Regions from separate parts of the Homo sapiens genome. Here region 2 is linked to region 1. A link is a loop called in an ENCODE intact Hi-C map of the cell type or tissue named here. Cell type or tissue: GM12878. All regions are shown on one strand. Links, peaks and the distances in the headings refer to the core of each region. The heading gives the core; the rest is flanking DNA. Region 1 has its middle 500 kb from the start of DMAC1. Region 2 overlaps KDM4C (lysine demethylase 4C).

Region 1 (5,386 bases), core at 292-5,291:
CGGCTCACTGCAACCACTGCCTCAGGTTCAAGCGATTCTCTTTTTTCAGCCTCCTAAGTAGCTGGGATTACAGGTGTGTGCCATCATGCCCAGCTAATTTTTGTATTTTTAGTAGAGATGGAGTTTTGCCATATTGGCCAGGCTGGTCTCAAACTGTGGATCTCAGGTGATCCACCCACCCCGGCTTCCCAAAGTGTGGGGATTAAAGGCATGAGCCACTTCGCCTGGCTGGAAAGTGGGGTCTTTTAGGAAGTGTTTAGGTCGTGAGGGGTCTGTCCTCATAAATTAATTAATGGTCTTATTAAAAGGGTTTGTGAGAGCGGGTTCTTTCTCTCCTGTTCTGCCATGTGAAGACACAGGGTTCGTGTGTCTTCACATGGCACACCTTCCGCCTTCCACCATGTATTCACATGGCACACCTTCCACCTTCCACCATGTATTATTAGCCCTTCCGCCTTCCACCATGTAAGGACACAGTGTCTTGGCCCACACCAGATGCTGGTGCCTTGATCTTGGACTTTCCAGCATCCTGAACTGTGAGGAAATAAATTTATTTTCTTTATAAATTACCCAGTCTGTAGTCTCCTGTTATACCAGTGCAAAACAAAGATGTGCCCCTTTAACATTTGAGGACAGGGACTGCACATTCGATTCCTTCATTTCACCCACAGAGTTCTACATATGGATGATGCACAACAAATAATTGTTTATAACAAAAAAAAGGAGAACATAGCTTATCTAGGAAATACAGATTTGGTGATTTGAACAAGTTTAAAGAATATCTTTGGAAACATGCTGAGAGCCTATGACATCACCATGTAATATGTCTTTTGTTTCTCATGGCAACCTGAAAGATTATTAAATTGACTATTGACTGCTGCTTTTAAGCAATATGCAACAAGAATTTCCTTCAGAAAAAAAGCTATGCATTTTTCAAAAAGGAAGAGAATGTGTAACGTCTGAAGATCTTCATTATAAGTCATTCTTTGTTTCAAAATTATACTTGCTTGCCTTTCTGTTTCTATTAGAAATAAAAACACACTCCTTCATGCCTCAAATGAGGTAAGATAATGGTGGTAGGATATCAGTCCTAAGCCTGTCCCAGGGAAGTAAGGGGTTATAATTAGGTGGCCCATTGAGCCTCAACCCTCACTCTGAGGAAATAATCAGAAGCGGGGAACACATCTTTTTTCTTCTGAAGTGCTGGTGGAAGCTTAGCTGGAGGTACTGGTGCCACCCTTTTTTAGCTGTCCCCAAAGGTCAAATATCCTGATCCAGTTTCAGGTTGAGGCCCATCTGGATAAATGAAGACCACAAACTACAGGTGAGAGAAGCCAAGCATGTACTATCCAGTGGCTTAACTATGCATTCTGTAGGGGATCAAAAGACAGCAAACCTCCTTGGTCAATCACTGTGTATAACACCCATCTCCCTAATATTCAATCAATCTGAATGAGTGCTGTCCCAGACCGAGGTAGCCTCTCTGATTTAGCAGCTTTTAAAACTGGCTACCATAACATCCTATAGGATGTTGTTCATCCAGTATCACAGGGTCCAAGAAATCTATCCTCAGTCATTTTACTTAGAGGCAACTTACATGAAATCCACCCGAGTGAGCCATGTGGTGGAATGTGAGAATGGTCCCAACTCCAACTCAGAGAAATCTCGCTGTAAGGAATGTTCAGGAAGAAATGTAGAGATTGAATCCAAAGATTAATTAAAAGATCTCGGCCGGGTTTGGTGGCTCATGCCTGTAATCCCAGCACTTTGGGAGGCCTAGGTGGGTGGATCACGAGGTCAAGAGATCAAGACCATCCTGGCCAACATGGTGAAACCCCGTCTCTACTAAAAATACAAAAAAAAAAAAAAAAAAAAAAAAAGCTGGGCATGGTGGCGCGCGCCTGTAGTCCCAGCTACTTGGGAGGCTGAGGCAGGAGAATCACTTGAACCCGAGAGGACGAGGTTGCAGTGAGCTGAGACTGTGCCACTGTACTCCAGCCTGGTGACAGAAGGAGACTCTATCTCAAAACCAAAACAAAAACAAAACAAAAAAGATCTCATTTATTTGTAGTGTCTGTGCTATAGGATTTATGTTTCCTGAATTATGGCGCCAGTAAAAATACTCCATCCCTCTTGGCAAAGTGCAGAGAACAAATAATTTTACACAAACCTCAGAAGCCACACTGCACAAAGGAACAGGTGACCAGAGGACACTTGCTTCTGGCAATCCCTCAGACAAATTTGTAAAACAAGTAACAGTTGATTCAACAACCACAGGCTTTGGTCTTGTTTCAAACCCTTCTTCTCTGGAACTGGCCTTTTGCCTGAAGCCAGCTTTGGACCTATCCTGTACTATCCTGTCTCTACTTTCCTCTTCTGGATGAAGGAGAACATCCATTTGTTGTTCAGATAAAAAGTACTCTTGTGAGAATGAAACTAATAATGCTTCAGTGACTTTCAGAGGCTTCCTGGTTCCCACTGTATCAATTTAAACTCCTTTGTCAAGATTTCAGGATCCTCCAGTATTGTCAAACACATCTTGTTTTTCCCAGGAGTGCATGCTAAGCCTTTATTCCTTTTGTTCATCTCATCTAAAATTGCCTTCCTGCTTCTCATGTTCTGGCTGACATTTAAGGCTCCGTTTAAGTTCTATTTCCTCTGTGAAGATTTCATTGTTTCTTTTAGCTATTCTGAGGACATTTACTCAGTACCCACACAATGAAGCCACTACCCTGCCTTGTTCACTCTCACTTCTGGTGTGTAACTCATATCTCCCAGCTAGTGGTAAACCACCGCTTGACACTTCACTTTCCATGCCCAGAACTTATCTACTGCTGAGGTTACTGGGGGCTCTTTCTACAGAGAGAGGAAGAAGTTTCTGACATCGAAACTACCTCAAATGGAATGAGGTCATTTAGGATGTAATGAGTTCCTTGTCAGTGGAAGGTATCAGCTAGAGGTCACTGGAAGGGGCCTTCCCTAATGCATAGATCTTAGTTGATTTTTTATACACATTTGATGAATGAATGAATACAGGCTGTTGGGAAAGAGATTCAGATATTCAGTTGGCATGTGACAAAATTCTCAACACCAAGTTTCTATTATTCTATAAAATGGTTGCTCATTAAAGAAAAGCATTTGTCACATTCATAAAAGTCTTTTCTCATTTGGAAACAATTTCACATTTGTTACCTCACTTGATTTTAGCAAACTTGTGAGAGGTGTGAACGTTCACCATTATCTAAGTGTTACACATGAGGAAAGTGATGGAAACATAACAAGGATGTGTAGAAGGTGCATGAGGAGATGGGGGCACAACAATATCCAGGAAACAATGGTTGCCATGCTCTGGCCTTGGGCCATTTAGTGGTGGAGGGTTTGGGAGACAAGTCAGGGATAACAATGGAAAAATAAATCATAGTTAAACTTACTTATCGAGTTTGTGCTTGGATCCACTGGACTACCTATTAAACCAGGACACTATGCAGAAGCTGCTGGTTTCCTCTTCAACAAAGAAGTTAGAATTGCAATTTGGGTGAACATTTTTAACTGAGTCATAGCTGCTCTTTTATTACCTTGTGATAGGGTCCAAAAAACACTCAGAAAATTTGAAAATTCCAAACCGTGCGGCTTCAGGAAATGTATATGAAATTTATTTCTTGCTTTAGTGGAATGGTGGATATGAAGCCATCAGATAACAAGGAATGCCTTTTTTTTTTTTTTGAGACAGGGTTTTGCTCTGTAGCCTAGGCTGGAGTGCAATGATGCGATCTCAGCTCACTGCAACCTCCACCTCCTGGGTTCAAGTGATTCTTGTGCCTTAGCCTCCTGAGTTGCTGGGACAACAGGCATGTGTCACCATGTCTGGCTAATTTTTGTATTTTCAGTAGAGACGGGGTTTCACCATGTTGTCCAGGCTGGTCTTGAACTCCTGGTCCCAATTGATCTACCTGCCTCAGCCTCCCAAAGTGTTGGCATTACAGATGTGAACCATGGTGCCTGGCCAGGAATACCTATTTTAAGAGTAGAATGTGTTAAAGCGCTGAGGTAAATCATAGTAGTATTTTCCTAATGCTCTCTTGTAAACCTTGACAGTATAATATGAATTCAGCAACACAGTTATCAATCAGATACAATGTTCAAATCATTTTGCTGAACACCTGTCAAAAGCTTTGGTTATGCTCCCTGTTGAAGAGGACATCATGAAAAGACTTGGGCAGTATTGTAAGTGTGAAGTAGGAGAATGACAAATTGATCAGGGTGTATTATATGTGGCTATATTTGTTTTCTATCACTACCTAACAAATTATCACAAATGAAGCAGGTTAAAATGACTCACAGGAGTCGTCAGGACTCAGCTAAGATGTGCCCAGTGCACATCTTAGCAGGGTCCTCTGCTTAGAATTTCACAAAGCTGCAGTCAAAGTACTGGCTGGATTGAATTGCTTTCTAGATCTCAGGATTCTCTTTTAGGTTCCCTCATGTTGTTGACAGAACTCAATTCCTTGTGTTGTAGGACTGAGGCCCCTGCTGTATTGCTGGCTTTCAGCTGGGGCTGCCCTCAGCTCCTACAGCCACTCAGTTTCTTGCCTCATGGGCCTTCTCACAACATGGCAGCTTATGATTTCAAGGCCAGGAGGAGAATCTCTGACCTCCTCGGTTTCTGACTTCTAGACCCTCTTTTAAAGGACTTTCCTTATTAGGTCAGGCTTACAAAGCACAATCTCCTTTTTGGTTAACTTGAAATCAACTGATTAAGAATTTTAATTACATATATAAAAATCCCTTCCCTTTTGCCAAATAACATAACTTAATCACTGGAGTAAAATCCTACCATATTCACAGGTCACTAAAGGAAGGGGATTATACAGGGCATGCAGATCAGAAGTGGAAGTCTTCAGATCATCTTAGAATTTTTCCTATTATACTAGTGAATCAGAAGGCAAAACATCATCCTGTTAGTGATGTTTTTCCAGTACCAACTCTCCCATACCAGTTGGGTGTCCTACAATTCAATTCTGACACTATCTGAAGTGAGCATCAGATCCTACGGGTTAAGGGTGCAGACTGTTCTCATATCAGACAGCAGATGTAAGTCCCAGGGGCCGTCTGTACTTCTGTCTCATGAACCACAAATTTGAGGGTTCCTATGACCACCTCTCAGGTTCAATAATTTGCTAGAATGACTCACAGAGCTCAGGGAAGCACTGTAATTATGGTTACTGATTTGTTATATAGTATACAAATGAACAGCCAGGTGAAGAGTTACATAGGGCAACAAGGTCTGTGAGCAGAGTTGAGGGATGGGGCACAGTGCTACATGATATTTCCAGGCACGTCACCCTCCCAGCACATCCTTGTGTTCAGCAACCCGCAAATTTCCCAA
Region 2 (5,386 bases), core at 134-5,133, 390 kb before region 1:
TGCTGTTGAAAGAAGTAAAGTGGAATTCTGTGTTGAAACTATATTCAGATAAAATGGCGTTCTTTATTCCTTGTTGTAAAAACAGCCTGAAATTTTGTATTGGCTTTGGCTATGTATTTGTTTAACATTTTCATACAATTAAAAGTCACTATTAGACTGTAAATTGTATCATGGACTATGGTACTTAAATATTAACATATTAAATTTTCTACTCAAAGATTCATAGACAGTGTGGAAAATTCACCAGCAGAGGACAGTGTCGCTTCATACATTTTTTTTCCTGCAAAGTCCTTTGTAAGGAATGGATTTTCCTTATAACCTTGACCTAGAGTCTTAGAAGATATTTATTGGTTACACATTTGTAATCGGTATGTTTTATATTGAAGAGAAGATGATAAAAATGGATGTAACTTAATGTAGTAAGGGCTATTTATACTATTGTTTATATTCCCTTTACATTAGTTGTTTCTTAAATGAAGTGCCCATTTTATGTGTAGGAAGTTTGTGCATTTAACCTAAAATACCATCAAGTTGAAGTGCTGTCTTTTGTGAAATGAGGTTATAATTTTCTTCCAAATCTATTGCAAACTGTTAATGTGTTTAATCTCTACATGTTACTTAGTGTAGCTGCTGTGCGAAGTGGGTACAGACAGGCACACACAGTACAAAAATGAAATAGAATGTATTGGGAGGGCCTTACAAGCTGACAAGTAGCAGTGTGTGCAGGTCCCCCACCACTCATTCTTTCACTGAGAGAATGAGGCTTGAGTGGGGCACAGGTGGGAACGGGCGTCCACGGAAGGACCCCACCTGGCCCAACATGCTCCATTTAGCCACGGAGAATCAGGGCAGAACACATCCCTGTGGGACCAGGTGTGACAAGATCTTCTTGGGGGGAGGATGTAGTCTTTGTAGCACTGACTTAGCAAAGAGGCCTCTTTTTGCTAAGTTTCTGAGGTGGGGGGTGGGGAGGTACCTAGCTTAATTGGGGACATTAAGTAGATTTTAGTGGTAAAGAGAGGACATTTAGTCTGCCTGGGTTTGAATCCTAGCATTGTCATTTACAGGTAATATCATCTTGGGCAATTCATCTATAAATTGGGATAATAATACCAAATTGGAACAATAATGATAGGTTAGTTGTAATGATTAAATCAAATAATGAGAGTAAACTCCTGGAGTAGTGACTGACACATGGCATGTAATAAACATTTTTCTTTCTACGAGGTATTGATATTTATTAACCTCTTAAAAGCAATTTGGACTCCCTTTGTCTCTTATTGTCCTGTGACAGTTACCATGAGTGCATTCTCCCATTTTTGTTTACCAGATCTGCCCCAGGAACTTTTTAAAAAATTGATTTCTTTCTTTTGAAAATAAAACAAATATGTGAAACATACTGAAAATGCTAAAACCTACATGAGAGTATTAGAAAGTAAAGAATGTAATTCTATAATCAGCTACATATGGATAGGCAGAGAGAGGGGTCTGCTTCTTGTCCAGCTGTAGCTCTGTGCTAGTGGAAGCATGTCCTGGAGTTCACGATGTGGCCAAGAGAACAGATGTAGTTAGGCAATGGAGGTGGGACAGAGAGCTGCAAAGTGCTGCACTTGCCCCTCTTACTGGACCCAAAAGGCTCTCAAGTGTAACACCTTTCTGTAGTGCTGTAGATCATTAATCTGGGTGTGTGATGACCATCTGATCTAGCACATCCAGTGGCATTGTGCATATTGGGATAGGAATTTGATTTTGTGAACTCAAGCTATTCAGCAGGGCCCATGAAAAATCACCAGAAGGGTAGGTGGGTCTTTGCCACTGTCTGATGTTTCAAAGATTTCTTGTATTAAATGCTGTGTCCAAAATTATAGAATACTCTCCAGTTTGTATTTATGTAAAAAAAAAATAAAAATAAGCTTTCACTCGTATTTTTAACATGGCAGACTTTGTAAAAACATTTAATGAAACAAGTAAATATATACACTTATTTTGAAGTCTTTAGTATTTTAGAGTATATTTGACAGCAAAAGAGGGTGAGGAAAAACAAATTTGGATTTCTGTCCCGCTAAAAAATTCTTAAAAAAATATTTAATGTTAAATATATTAGAAGAAAATATAGGGGAGTATTTATTTGATCCTTGAGTGGAGCAAGACTTTTGAAGCGGCACATCATTGGTGGACACCATGAAAGAAGATTTCACGTATATCTTTGAAAATTGCAAGCTGAATAGAAAAGTATATGATAGGTAGTGGGTTAATATCCTTAATAAGGTGCATGTCCAAGTAATCCCTGGATGTCACTTAATAGCAAGTTCGTGAGAAGGAAAATATGGTAAAATTGAAATATTTTGAAGCTGAATATAAAATGTACTTGAATATTTTAAAATAAAACCATGTTTTAAGGAAATTTGATACATCTGGTATGCTGCATGGTTTTTACCTTCAGATGCCATGAGGTTATGAGTTACTCTTTTTTGCCATTAGGGGTCGTTTTTGGGCAAGTTTGAGAAGCAGCACTACATTAATATATAAAGAAATTCCCATTTGTAATTCATTAATCTTTAAATGGCTAAACTTCATTGAGTCCTTACTTTGTGTCAGGCATAAGGCTGAACTTACATTAACTTGTTTAATTTTTACAACTGTCCTATAGAATAGATAATGTTATTACCCCCATCTTATTAGAGAAAATTAAAGCACTGAGAGGCACAATTGTGGGTCCCTCCACACCAAAATTAGAAAAACTGGGCAAAAGACAGGCAGTTCACTAAAGCAGAAATATAGTCAGCAAATAACTACAAAACGTAAATATAATCTCATTAGTAGTCATAGAAATGCAAAGAGGTTAGTGCCATTTCTCACCTCTCAGATTGGTGCAGAAGACAAATGGAAATACTCAGTGCAGTTTTAAACTATGCAAATTAGTACACCCCAGAGCATGCCAAGGCACCAGCCTTAGAAATGTGTGCCCTGTGACCCTGCATCCACACCTGGGAATTTGTCCTATGGAAATAATCAGTAGTTGCCCAAGAATGTATTTATTTGGATAGTCTTCACAGTGTTGATTGTGAAACTGAAAAAATTGATAGCAAGTAAATGTTGAACGCTGCGGGATAGTTGAATAGATGATGGTACATCCAGTCATGATATGCTAATTAGCATTAAAAATGATGTGGAGGTACGTTTATTGATATGTGTAGATAGATGTTTGTAATACACGGTCATGGATTAAAGAAAGGTTATAGAATAGGATCTTTTCTTAGTTTGAATGCTTACTTGTATTACAAATTATAGAAAGATGTTTATTAAATTTTAGCGTCATCTTTGCAGGGTTTTAATTTGCTTATCTTTATTTTAAAATATTTCTATAGCAACCAGTTATCACATGTGCAGTGAAAAAAATAACAGATTATTTTTTTAAAAGGGCTGGCTTAAATTACTTAATTTACTTAAAATTATGTATAGCTCTATTAATAAAAAACTTTTATGCCATCACTTAGAGGATGAGGGAAAAAAACCTCCAACTTTTAATATGGAAGTAAAAAGACAAGAAGGTAGAAAATGATCAGCGATGAGGAATCTGAAAGATTAGAGTTTCCATAATTTGCTAGATTTGAGGCTTTGGATAAATTACCTGTTTCTAGCTTCAAACAGGAGTATAAATATCAATAATTCTTCAGTGTGCGTAATTGCATCTGATATTTGTAATGATGACTGTGGGCTGTCAAGCTAGTTAATGATTTTGATGAATTACATATCCCGATTAAGAAAATAAGCTAGTACATTAGTGAATTTTAGAATGAATAGTGTTAAATAGTTGAAATTCATGCCTGTCCTTCATGATACATTTCACTTCCTACCTCTGCTAGATAAGTCAGACCTGTTTAACAATGTTAGCACTTGTATAAAATGTTCATATTTAGTTCAAAAGGGAGAAATTTGACTAATCTCCTTGATCTCTAAAATAAGTTATTATATCTAAAAACTTAATTAAATTATTGTGGTCATGAAGCTTTTGTTGACGTATTGCAAAGGACATGTTTGTGAACGTGTGTGACCCAGCTGAATGTTTCTGGCTCTGCATAAGAACATGGGAGGAGGCTGGTGCTGGGGCTCGGGGAGGTGGCAGGGACTGGGCACTGTTGCCTGAGGGGGTAAACACCCCATGTCCTTTGGATCCTGGTTCTGGCTTCTTAGGTCATGAGGCCCTTCTGCAGGGTTGCTCCCCTACTTTTGCCCAGGACTTGGGGCAGTTTGTGAGGTTTGTGAGGAAGGTGGAAACCCAGTGCCAAAACTAGATGGTAGCCAGACCATCTGTGAAGGTTTCTCCCAGGAGGTTGGCACAGAACGGGAAGATGGCAGGTGACCTTAGGAAAGAGGTTTTCTCAAGGTGCAGGCAGAGCCAGGGAGGGGCCTTCATGGTGCCTTGCTGTTTCTGGCCAGCCTTATTTCCTGCCCACCTGCCCCTTCCTCCTTTCCTGCCATTCTATGCTTCTCTGCATTCTCCTTTAGCAGCAAGTTGAGCTGCTCCTCCCCAGACTAACGAATACTTGATACCATGCAGCTCAGCTTTGCTGTCACTTCTTGCAGTCAGGACCCTTAACCTCTCCCCTGTGTGATAAAGTACTGTCTCCTAGGGTTATTCTGAAGACTGCTGGAGAAGATGTACACACCATGCTGGCATTCCTTGACATGCTTCACATAGGCGCTGTTCTCTGAGGCAGGGTTCCAGGAAGCTCATAGTCCTGGCATTCATTGTAGAATGAATGAATACAAATGCCTCTGCCAAACACAGTGGATAAAAACAGAAATGATCATTAATGTATGTGAATGGAGTAGATTGAAAGTAAAGAAAACCCATGTACAAATTGTTCATTGTTCTATCTGAAGGGTAATAAATATACTGGGAGAGAGAGAATTTATATATTTGCAGCTTTAACTAATTTTGGTTTTGCTATAGTCCAAAGGCATTTCTGCTTAGAAATGTTTGTAAGGTTGTTTCTTTCCCCAGTAACTGGATTCTAATGAGGATAGCAGGTATTAGTGTCTGCTGAACTGATGGTTGCTCCCGGAGATGTGTTGGTATTCCCTATGTGTTACCATGTGTGTTTTTTAATCCTTTTTTTAACTACTTTTGATAAAGAAATAAGGAAAAGAATATTTTTTTTCACTATTTCTATTGTTGATATTTCAAGAATTGTGATATTCTTGGAGTTTTTCGTATGGTACCTTTTCTATATTGTTCCAAATCAGTGGGCATTTTCAGTATGTTGAGGAATTTAACAAAAAATAAAAAATAAAAAGCAAAGAAAATACTGGTCGTATCAGTCCTCCCTGGAATCAGTGGAAGTGAAAACTATGACATACTTGAGACATAACCTTGGTTAAG

Evidence for each region. Peaks named below come from ENCODE experiments on the same cell type or tissue, not always from the same donor. Only the 100,000 strongest peaks of a DNase experiment are listed, where the experiment ranks them.
Region 2: it touches region 1 in a loop (2.4-fold over the local background); 1 of 110 quality-filtered maps calls a loop at or near these places.

The regions. Positions count from the first base shown.
Region 1 is chr9:7,295,513-7,300,898 of GRCh38, forward strand. No RefSeq gene overlaps it. Among named protein-coding and RNA genes, the nearest start is that of DMAC1, 500 kb to the right of the region's middle. In GM12878, for the core only: no CTCF peak of the experiment used is centred there; DNase peaks (open chromatin) are centred at 2,799 and 5,151; H3K4me3 peaks cover 608 bases; H3K27ac peaks cover 725 bases.
Region 2 is chr9:6,907,721-6,913,106 of GRCh38, forward strand. The region is part of intron 8 of KDM4C (lysine demethylase 4C); the gene reads left to right. Among named protein-coding and RNA genes, the nearest start is that of KDM4C, 150 kb to the left of the region's middle. In GM12878, for the core only: CTCF peaks have their summits at 246 (motif pointing right) and 2,481; no DNase peak of the experiment used is centred there.